Regions from separate parts of the Homo sapiens genome. Here region 2 is linked to region 1. A link is an interaction called in ENCODE POLR2A ChIA-PET data of the cell type or tissue named here. Cell type or tissue: PC-9. All regions are shown on one strand. Each heading gives the region's core, and the rest is flanking DNA. Links, peaks and the distances in the headings are about the cores only. Region 1 overlaps LOC124901131 (a long non-coding RNA gene). Region 2 overlaps SPDL1 (spindle apparatus coiled-coil protein 1).

The links. ChIA-PET counts read pairs that join two places held together with the same protein. Peaks named below come from ENCODE experiments on the same cell type or tissue, not always from the same donor. Only the 100,000 strongest peaks of a DNase experiment are listed, where the experiment ranks them.
Region 2: POLR2A ChIA-PET joins it to region 1 with 6 read pairs; 3 of 35 experiments call an interaction of 5 or more read pairs at or near these places.

What each region holds. Positions count from the first base shown.
Region 1 is chr5:169,421,108-169,425,508 of GRCh38, forward strand. The region is part of intron 1 of LOC124901131 (a long non-coding RNA gene); the gene reads right to left. Among named protein-coding and RNA genes, the nearest start is that of SLIT3, 120 kb to the left of the region's middle. In PC-9, for the core only: no CTCF peak of the experiment used is centred there; no DNase peak of the experiment used is centred there.
Region 2 is chr5:169,591,279-169,595,679 of GRCh38, forward strand. It overlaps SPDL1 (spindle apparatus coiled-coil protein 1), which reads left to right. Exons shown (of 12, transcript NM_017785.5): 4 at 2,076-2,270; 5 at 2,867-3,016; 6 at 3,116-3,214; 7 at 3,293-3,403. Among named protein-coding and RNA genes, the nearest start is that of SPDL1, 9.7 kb to the left of the region's middle. In PC-9, for the core only: no CTCF peak of the experiment used is centred there; a DNase peak (open chromatin) is centred at 1,833; H3K27ac peaks cover 732 bases.

The sequences.
Region 1 (4,401 bases), core at 161-4,160:
TCTTATGTCAAACCCTCAGGAAGTAGAAACTCAGAAAATTATTTATGTACAAACATGTATATTGAAGCACTGCATATACAAACAAAAAATAAAAACAGAAACTATCAGAACATCCAACAGTAGGTCCTAAAATATTTATTCTTAAATAAATCAGTCTAGCCATAGGATAGATAATTTTCTCGTGTTCTAAAGTGTTGCTTTTGAAGACTGTTTAATGATACAGGAAAATTCTCACAATACGTTTAAGTGAAGTAAAGAATAAAGAATTGCACTGTTTTATTAATATTAATATAAAAGTAAACTACCAAGAAAACAAAGGAAACATACTAAAATATTAATGATGGCTATCTCTACATTAATGTTATTGTTTTCTTTGTGCTTTTCTATATTTCTTTAGTTCTTTATGCAGATGAGTAAATTTTTAAATAATCAATTTAAGAAGATTATTTAACATAGAAATATATGGATGTTTATCACAGCAATTTTTTAATAGCAAAAATTGTAAACATCTAAAATCTACAGGAGGGAGTTGGTAAAAAATTATAGTTCAGTCAAATAATAGATATGATGAAGCATTTAAAAATTAAGATCTATTTGATCTGCTATGGAACATTTGCTAAGATATATTAAGTGAAAAAACATGGTGCAGAAAAGTGGGTATAGTATACTGCCATGTATTTAAACGTGTATGCATACACACATTTTTGAAGAGAATGCACAAATACTGCTAAAAGTGGTGCCTTTGGGTGGGGAAAACTAAGAGACTGAAGAAATGACTCATAGCTGTCTGTGGAAGGATGACTTTCAATTTTAAGTCCTTTACATTATTTGATTTTTTTAACCCTGTGTGTGTATTATTTATCTTGAGTTCTATTTTAGAAAAAAATTATAAACAAATAAATAAATCAGATGCCGGCTCTGGCAGATATGTCATAACTGCTGGTTTCCTTCCCTGCCCTTTTCCTGTCTTTAGGCTATTTCACTCAATGCCTCAGCCCTAGGCTGGACCGTAGCTACAGTTTAACAAGGCTTAGGGATTGAAAATGAATTTCATTGATCTGTCTGCCATTCTGAACACAAATAACAAAGGGTCCCCCAAAGCTGTCTGACTCAGGTATAGGGAATACCAGTCATCTTTTCACCTGGGCTACAGGCAGCTGACACTTTTCCCATGGACCCATGAGCTAAAAACACAAAGGCCTCCACACGGCTGAGAGTCAACATCTCCTGCAAATAGCTGACATTGTGAGCCCATGCCTTTGTGTCTGCTCAGAACCATTTAATTCTTGGGAGTTGCTTATATTCATAGATATTGAACTGGACCAATCACTGTGGATAACTTCAGGGTCAAACTTTCTGAAGAAAGAGCGGCACCAATACTGATACAGGAAATCCAGCTCCCAGCTCCCTGGAGCAAGGCATTAGAGAATGGCTTCTTGTAGTTCCATGTCCCAGGACAAATCTGGTGACAGGACAGTCAAGAGTAGAAGAGATTTTGCACCTTAACTTTGTTCTGAAATTAGGCTCTGTAGTTCCCTCCTTCCCATCTCCACTGGGAATGGGCTGTGATAAGTGTTACTTATTCATGCAGCAAATCCCTGGTCCAGGCACTGGGGATACAATAGTAAAGAGATCCAAGTAGGAAACAACTCTGCTTACAAATTATAAATAAAATTTAAATATATAGGATGACACAAGTGCTATGGAGAAAAATTAAGCAGGGATGTGGACAGAAGGTGCAGAAAGAGGCCTCACTCCAAAGCTGAAGCTCTGGTAAAAATCCGAGGGCAGCAGAGAGGGCCTGTGTGGATATGGGGGATGCGTGTTTTGGGAGAAGTGGCTGAGTTTTACCCCTAGTTTGGCAGAAGGTAGAAGTAGTCAGCCAGTGGAGGAGCAGAAATAATGTTTCAATATTTCTGCAATAAAATGTTTTAAAATTTTAAAAGATCTGAATAGTTATGAGAAATAATATAAATGTTCAGCAGCAGTTATATCATGGTATAAGCATGAAGTAGACTATAATCTAGTCACTAACAACCCTGGATTTGCAAGAATATTCAACAAGGTAGGATAATACACTCAAAGTAAAACGTTGAGTGGGAAAGGCAGAATGCAAAATTATCATCACATTTGTCATGCTCACTGTAGTAACCTAGTGTGGCACCCAGAACAGTGGTTGGTACATAGTGGATATGCAATCAATAGTGATAAATAGCTGTTGATTAAGTTAATTGCTGAGCATAAGCATGGTGGAAAAATAACTTGAAGAAAATGCATCAAATTATCAACAGTGGTTGGCCCGCAGTGATGGAATTCTTGATAATTTTCATTGGTGTATTTTAAAGCTTCCCAGATGATTCCAATATGAAGCCAGGGTTGGAAATGACTGTCTCACGCATGTCCGATTTTATTATCTGAGGTATATATTTAAATCCTCCATGCATAGATAAGGAACTGAAGTTCAAAGAGGTGAGGGTCAGCTTGCCCAAGGCCATAAGGTAGGCAGTGAGATAGCAGGTGATCTAGCCCCAAACCTTATGGAACTCACTTAGCCTGTTATTTTTACTTGAAACAGCTGATACCCAAGGAAAGCTCTGGGAGGACTTCCCCAAGGTACAGACTGGTCACTGGTGAATCAGCACTGAACCTGAAGTTCCTGCACACTGTTTGGGATTCTTTTCAGACACCTCGTGCTGTTGAGACAGGGAGAGCAGATGCCAAAAAAACACTCACAACTCTGACAGGGAGTTTCACCTCTGACCAAGCTCAGTCAGAATTCCAGGTTTGGCTCCATCTAGTCCCACCTTAGTGAGAATGCAGAGGCTTCCCTCTCATGCCAGAAGCTGGCCTCTAAGAGTGCAGTGTCCACCCTTCTCTTCAGGATACATGAGAATCCTGGAAGCCCATTAAACAAGGGTTGTCTGCATGGGGTGCTTGAATGGAGGCCAGGCAACATCTTAAGCACAAGTATTACTTGATTATGGGGACTATCTGGCTGATGATTGGTCATTCTCACTGGGTGACAGTGACAAAGATAAATGTGTGCTACCTTGGCTGCTATTTAACTCTGGTAATGAGTAGTTTCTGCTGTGCTGGAAGCTCCTAGTTCATCATTCTCTAACTGTGGGGTCTCCCTCGTTTTTCCTCAACCCAACCGCCTTTAGTCTTAAGGTAGGAAAACTGATCTAAAGGTATCCGCTAGAAACTTCCTTCCATCTCACCTTTTGGAAACATATAGTATGGATTTGTGTGGCCTTTGCTTCTTGTTTCTGCAGTGGGTGACTCAGGCCTTGTGACAGAAACAAGGAGGAGGATGGAGGAGCCTTCAGAGTTATACTCCTCTTGTCTTATTGACTCAAATGTAAAGAGGAAACCAAGATGACTGGCAAAGCAATACCTCCCTGTGACAAAGGCAACAGACCAAGAACCTCAAGGTAGTTTTTAGAATGCTTCTTTTTACCCCTGGGTGATATATGTGAAAGAAAACTGAGTATTATCAATATTATTGCAACTATTATCTACCGTAGTCTATTACAATAAAGCTTAAAATAAATCTGTCCAGAAGCCTGCCCCTCCAACAATTGATTTCCTTTTCAGGCAAGCCAAAGAATTCCCTTGGAAGGATAAAACTACCAGGCAGTCTGAGCTGGATGGAACACGCTGGTGCAAATGCAAAAGGTCACCGTTGGACTTGGCCAAGCTAGTAAATGTCAATAAGCTGGAGCTCCTTGCAACTTCAGCTTCTGCATGTCGGGCAGTGCACCTCACCATCAGGCCTAGGCCCCCACCTCTGCAGCCCACGCTGACCCAGCTTGTCCCACTGAGAGACCCCTTCTGAATTGCTCACATGGCAACCTATCCATCCAGAGTTCTCAACATAACAAAAGCTCTGGCCAGGCCTTTTTGCAAGCTAGCCTTTTTCTGCATATAACCATTTACAGATTTGAGTCTTTCCCTCCTTGATACAAAGAAAAACAATAACAGAGAGGCTCATGAAATTGCAAAATCATGGAACACAATTCTCTGTACCCTTTCTACAGGCACACCCTCTCAGCTCCATGAAGGAGCCCAATTCTTCATTGTTCCCAGGGCTTTTTGCCAAGAAGTGAACTTTAAAGAAATAAGATCATAAAGATCCACATATCAACAAGTCCATAGAAGCCCCTGGGAATCTCATTGGAATGGGAGGCCTAACATATCCTAGACATTAACTTCCCCAGGCCCACTGCATTGGCTCAAGCCAGTTGAGAACTTGGCTTTCTACTAAAATATATGCCTTCCTGGGAAAGGTTCTGTTCCTGGTTCGGTATCAGCATCTCTGGGAATCTGTACTGTGTATGCAGATTGTCTGCATTCAAATCCAGGTTCCAGCACTTATGAATTAGGGGAAGTCAGGAATGT
Region 2 (4,401 bases), core at 88-4,087, 170 kb after region 1:
GTAAACTTTAGATGATAAAGATTTTCTTAAGTGTCAGCTTTGCAAAATAGCCAAGATCTAAGTCTTCATTATCTTAATATTGGGGGTGGGAACACTGAGATACAAGAGTTTGTCTAAGGGACTTGTATAAATTATATCCTATTAATTAAATACAATTATTTAATTTTGGTTGCTGGATATTTGTGAAGGTTTAGTTTAGTGACTAGCATGGCCTCCTTGCTGATAGTGGGTACAGCAGCCCCTTGCAGAAAGCCTCGTCTCCTAGCCTTCCCTGCAGTCAGTGGTATGCTTTGTAATTCTGTAAAACAGACCAGTAGTTTCTTACTAGTTAATGTGCATTACAAATGACACTTTATAGTTTGTTTACTGAGGATAAACTAATACATGTGCTCCAGTTCTTACAATAATATTGTGGAAAGGTACCATTATCATTTCCATATACCAGATGAAAGAGCCAGTGTTTAGACAGACTGAGTAAATTGGACACAATTCAAGAACTAGAAATTCTCCATCTAGGTTTGAACTGAGGCTGTCTGACTCCAAAGGCTGTGTTACTGAATCACTACATAGTCTAACAGCATGTTACACTGGCTCCATTTCAAACATAAACGCAAGATAAATGATTGGTCAGTGGTTTTCCCTTTTCCCAGCTAGCCAGTGCTTTCAGGTTGCTTCTGAGGAATCCAGAACTTTTTATCATGGATCTGCTTTGTGTATAGTCTATACTCTGACTTTTCCAGACACTGTCTACCAAAACTTGCCTGACTTTTGTCCTCCTTTCTCAGAAGTCTGTTACCCAATTTTCAGCTTCTTGTATAGCAGCCTCTAAGATTTTTCTTTTTCTGTATACCACCTATACTATTACTTAATTTCTCATTGACTCTCTTTTAATGTTTACTGATTTTAAGAAACATCAATGAAAGTATTTTTTTTTCCTTTTTTTTTTTTTTTTTTTTGAGGCAGAGTCTCACACTGTCGCCCAGGCTGGAGTGCAGTGGCATGATCTCGGCTCACCTGCAACCTCTGCCTCCCGGGTTCAAACGATTCTCCTGCCTCAGGCTCCTAAGTGGCTGGGATTACAGGTGTGCGCCACCACGCCCAGCTAATTTTTGTATTTTAATAGAGACAGGGTTTCACCATGTTGGTCAGGCTGGTCTCTAACTCCTGACCTCGTGATCCGCCCACTTCAGCCTCGCAAAGTGCTGGGATTACAGGCCTGAGCCACTGCGCCTGGCCAAAATTACATATTTAAGCTTGCTTATTTTTTCCCAGTATACACTAAAACAAACATAGCTATCTAAATATACCTTCATGTAATATATAATCATCTTGCATACCACTCTGACAGATAATATCATCCAGCTTGTCTGAAACTAGTCGGATTTGAGGCCCTAATGACTGATAATGATGTGCTTTCTTCCCCCTCTGGTTGTTATTTTTATTTTTGCAATAGTTTTCATCACCTAAACAAAAAAGAGTAATAAAGGGAGTATTCAGGACTGAGGTAAGGCTAATTATAGAGATGGCTTTTTTTTTTTTTTTTTTTTTTGGTGGAGCAAAGAGTACATTAGTGAAATATTTTGTTTTACTGATTTTCTCAAATCACTTATGCCAAAATTTGGATTTTTTTAATACCTTTTCTTCTCTTATTTTTCACATTTAATTCATCAAGTTCTAAGAACTTGACCTACAAAACATCTATGACGCTACTGCCACTCCAATCCAGACCTTCATCATCTCTTTCCTGGACTACTGCTGTAGCCTTCTGACCAGGTTGCTTGCTTCCATTGTTTCTCTTCATGCCAGTCATTCTTCACACAGTAGCCAAGTGGTCCGCATCATAGTGCCTCCAGATTGCTTCTGAGGCATCCAGACCCACCCCGATTACTCATGGATTATTTCTATGTTTATTAAACAAGGTGTGTCACTAGCTGTTAAAAGATGCCTAACCTTGGGCAAATAGGAAACTCCAATAGTATCATCATTCAGTAAGTTTGGTTCAATCAGTTCAATCAGTGATTGTTTTTAGAAAGAAAATAACTTTCAATTTATGACTTTTTTTTTTTTGGCTTTAGATAGAAAAACTGAAAGTGGAATTAGATGAAGCCAGGCTTAGTGAAAAGCAGCTGAAGCACCAAGTAGATCATCAGAAGGAACTCCTCTCTTGTAAATCAGAGGAACTGCGCGTAATGTCTGAACGTGTGCAGGAAAGCATGTCTTCAGAGATGCTGGCTCTTCAAATTGAGCTGACAGAAATGGAGAGTATGAAGGTAATTTTTATGGCATGTGTTTCTCAGGGTTTTCTCTTTTTTTTTCTGGCATATTTTTACATGTTTTGGTAATAATTCTTAAGAGCTAGTTTGAAGGCTGAAACATTTTTTGACCTAACTTGCATCTAACTAATTAAAAAATGGGTTTTTTTTAGGTGGATGACTTCATTCATAATATAGCTTTAGACTATATGATTATGTAAGGCAGCCTTTCTCTTAGATTAATGAAACGTCTGGAAGAATTTAGAGGCATATACTCTGATCCCAGATTTTATCGTAAGAGCCCAGTGTAAAACGTTGGCTCAGTGGAAGTTGAAATGCATGTGAACTTGGTTTTTTCATTGAAAGCTAAGGTTAATTAAAAATTAAAGCCTGAAATTGATAGAGGAAAAAGGGCAGTCTCTAAAGCCATTTGTTTCCTTGTTGAAAAATTTAACAGTAATAGTAATTTCTATTATTTTAGAATGTACCTGACAACTTTTGACTGGTTCTTTAGTTTTAATTTTGGATGTGAACCACAACTGAGATAAACTGAGCAGCTGCCAAATGAAAGATTATTCAAGAGAATTTCCTCCTTTTCAATTCCTGTTAAATAGACCACCCTCAAAGAAGAAGTGAATGAACTACAATACAGACAAGAACAGCTAGAACTTCTTATTACTAACCTAATGCGCCAGGTAGACCGGCTTAAAGAGGAAAAAGAGGAGCGAGAGAAAGAAGCAGTTTCTTACTATAATGCCCTAGAGGTACTATGATTACAGTAACATCATGTTTTCCAATTTATCATAACTTATTTTCTTGCTAATGTAATCTCTGTTGCCTAAATTGTTTTCTTTTGAATTTAGAAAGCTCGTGTAGCAAATCAAGATCTTCAGGTACAGTTGGACCAGGCACTCCAGCAAGCCTTGGATCCCAATAGTAAAGGCAACTCTTTGTTTGCAGAGGTACTTATAAGTATCCTAACTACTAAATTGGTATTTTCATTTACTACCAGAACAATTAAGCATGTTAATATTTTGTAGGTGGAAGATCGAAGGGCAGCAATGGAACGTCAGCTCATCAGTATGAAAGTCAAGTATCAGTCACTAAAGAAGCAAAATGTATTTAACAGAGAACAGATGCAGAGAATGAAGGTATAGAACTTTCACTATCAAAGGTTTATTAAACAAATTTTGTGTCAGCATTACATGTATGAATACATCAAAGAAACTAGCTTTTTCTGCAAGGAGTGTACTTATATAGTTGTTTCTAGAACTGCATGATTTCAAAAAATCAATTTTGAAATTAAAAGATTCATTTATAGTTTAAAAATCTTGGAATAAATATTTAGTAATAGTATATTTAGCAATGATTATTGTTTGTTTTAATGGTTACTCACTAGCTTTGACTTAAATCTTTCTTTGTGGAGTAGAAGAAAGAAAAGTATTTATTTCTTATTCTTGGCCTGATGTCTTTCCAAGCATAGCCCTAGGGTTCCTACTTCAGCTGAAACTCGCTGCCTCACCATTCCTCTGCTCTTTCACCAAGGCTTATTATGGAGTGAAATTTGGATTATTCAGGGTTCCCTTTCCTTGTAGCTCCTCAAGTCAAGCACATAGACCCTTTTAATTTTACGGGTTTTGTTGGTTGTCATTCTAGCCAAATAAGAGGTAGCAGAAAAACATGTGGGAATTAGAAAGATTTCAGTATTGTAACAGTCCTTAGAATCCTGATCCCTCATCCATTGTGCCTCACTCTACTGAGGTAGTAATTGGAATCTGGAAAGGCTTCCTTCCTTTTATTCAGAATCATGGGCTTTGCCAAAGAAATGGGAAAGGTTAATGATTAAATTTGGGAGTTAGGTGGATTTGGGTTTGAATCATAGTTTTGTCACTTGCTAGCTCTGTGACCTTGGACAAGTATTTTAACTTTGAAAGCAACAGTACCTCATCTATTAAGTGAAGATGATAGAACCCCCTCTTAGAATTGTCCTACAGTTAAATGAAAGTGTAGTAAAATACTTAACCTGCTACTTGGCAAATGAGTGTTTAATGAACAACAGCTGTGAATTTTATTTCTAAGGGTTTCCAGACTGTGCTGCCTCATTTCCTGAGACTCTCCCCTGTCTGGGAAGTATTTCTTTATAAATTTT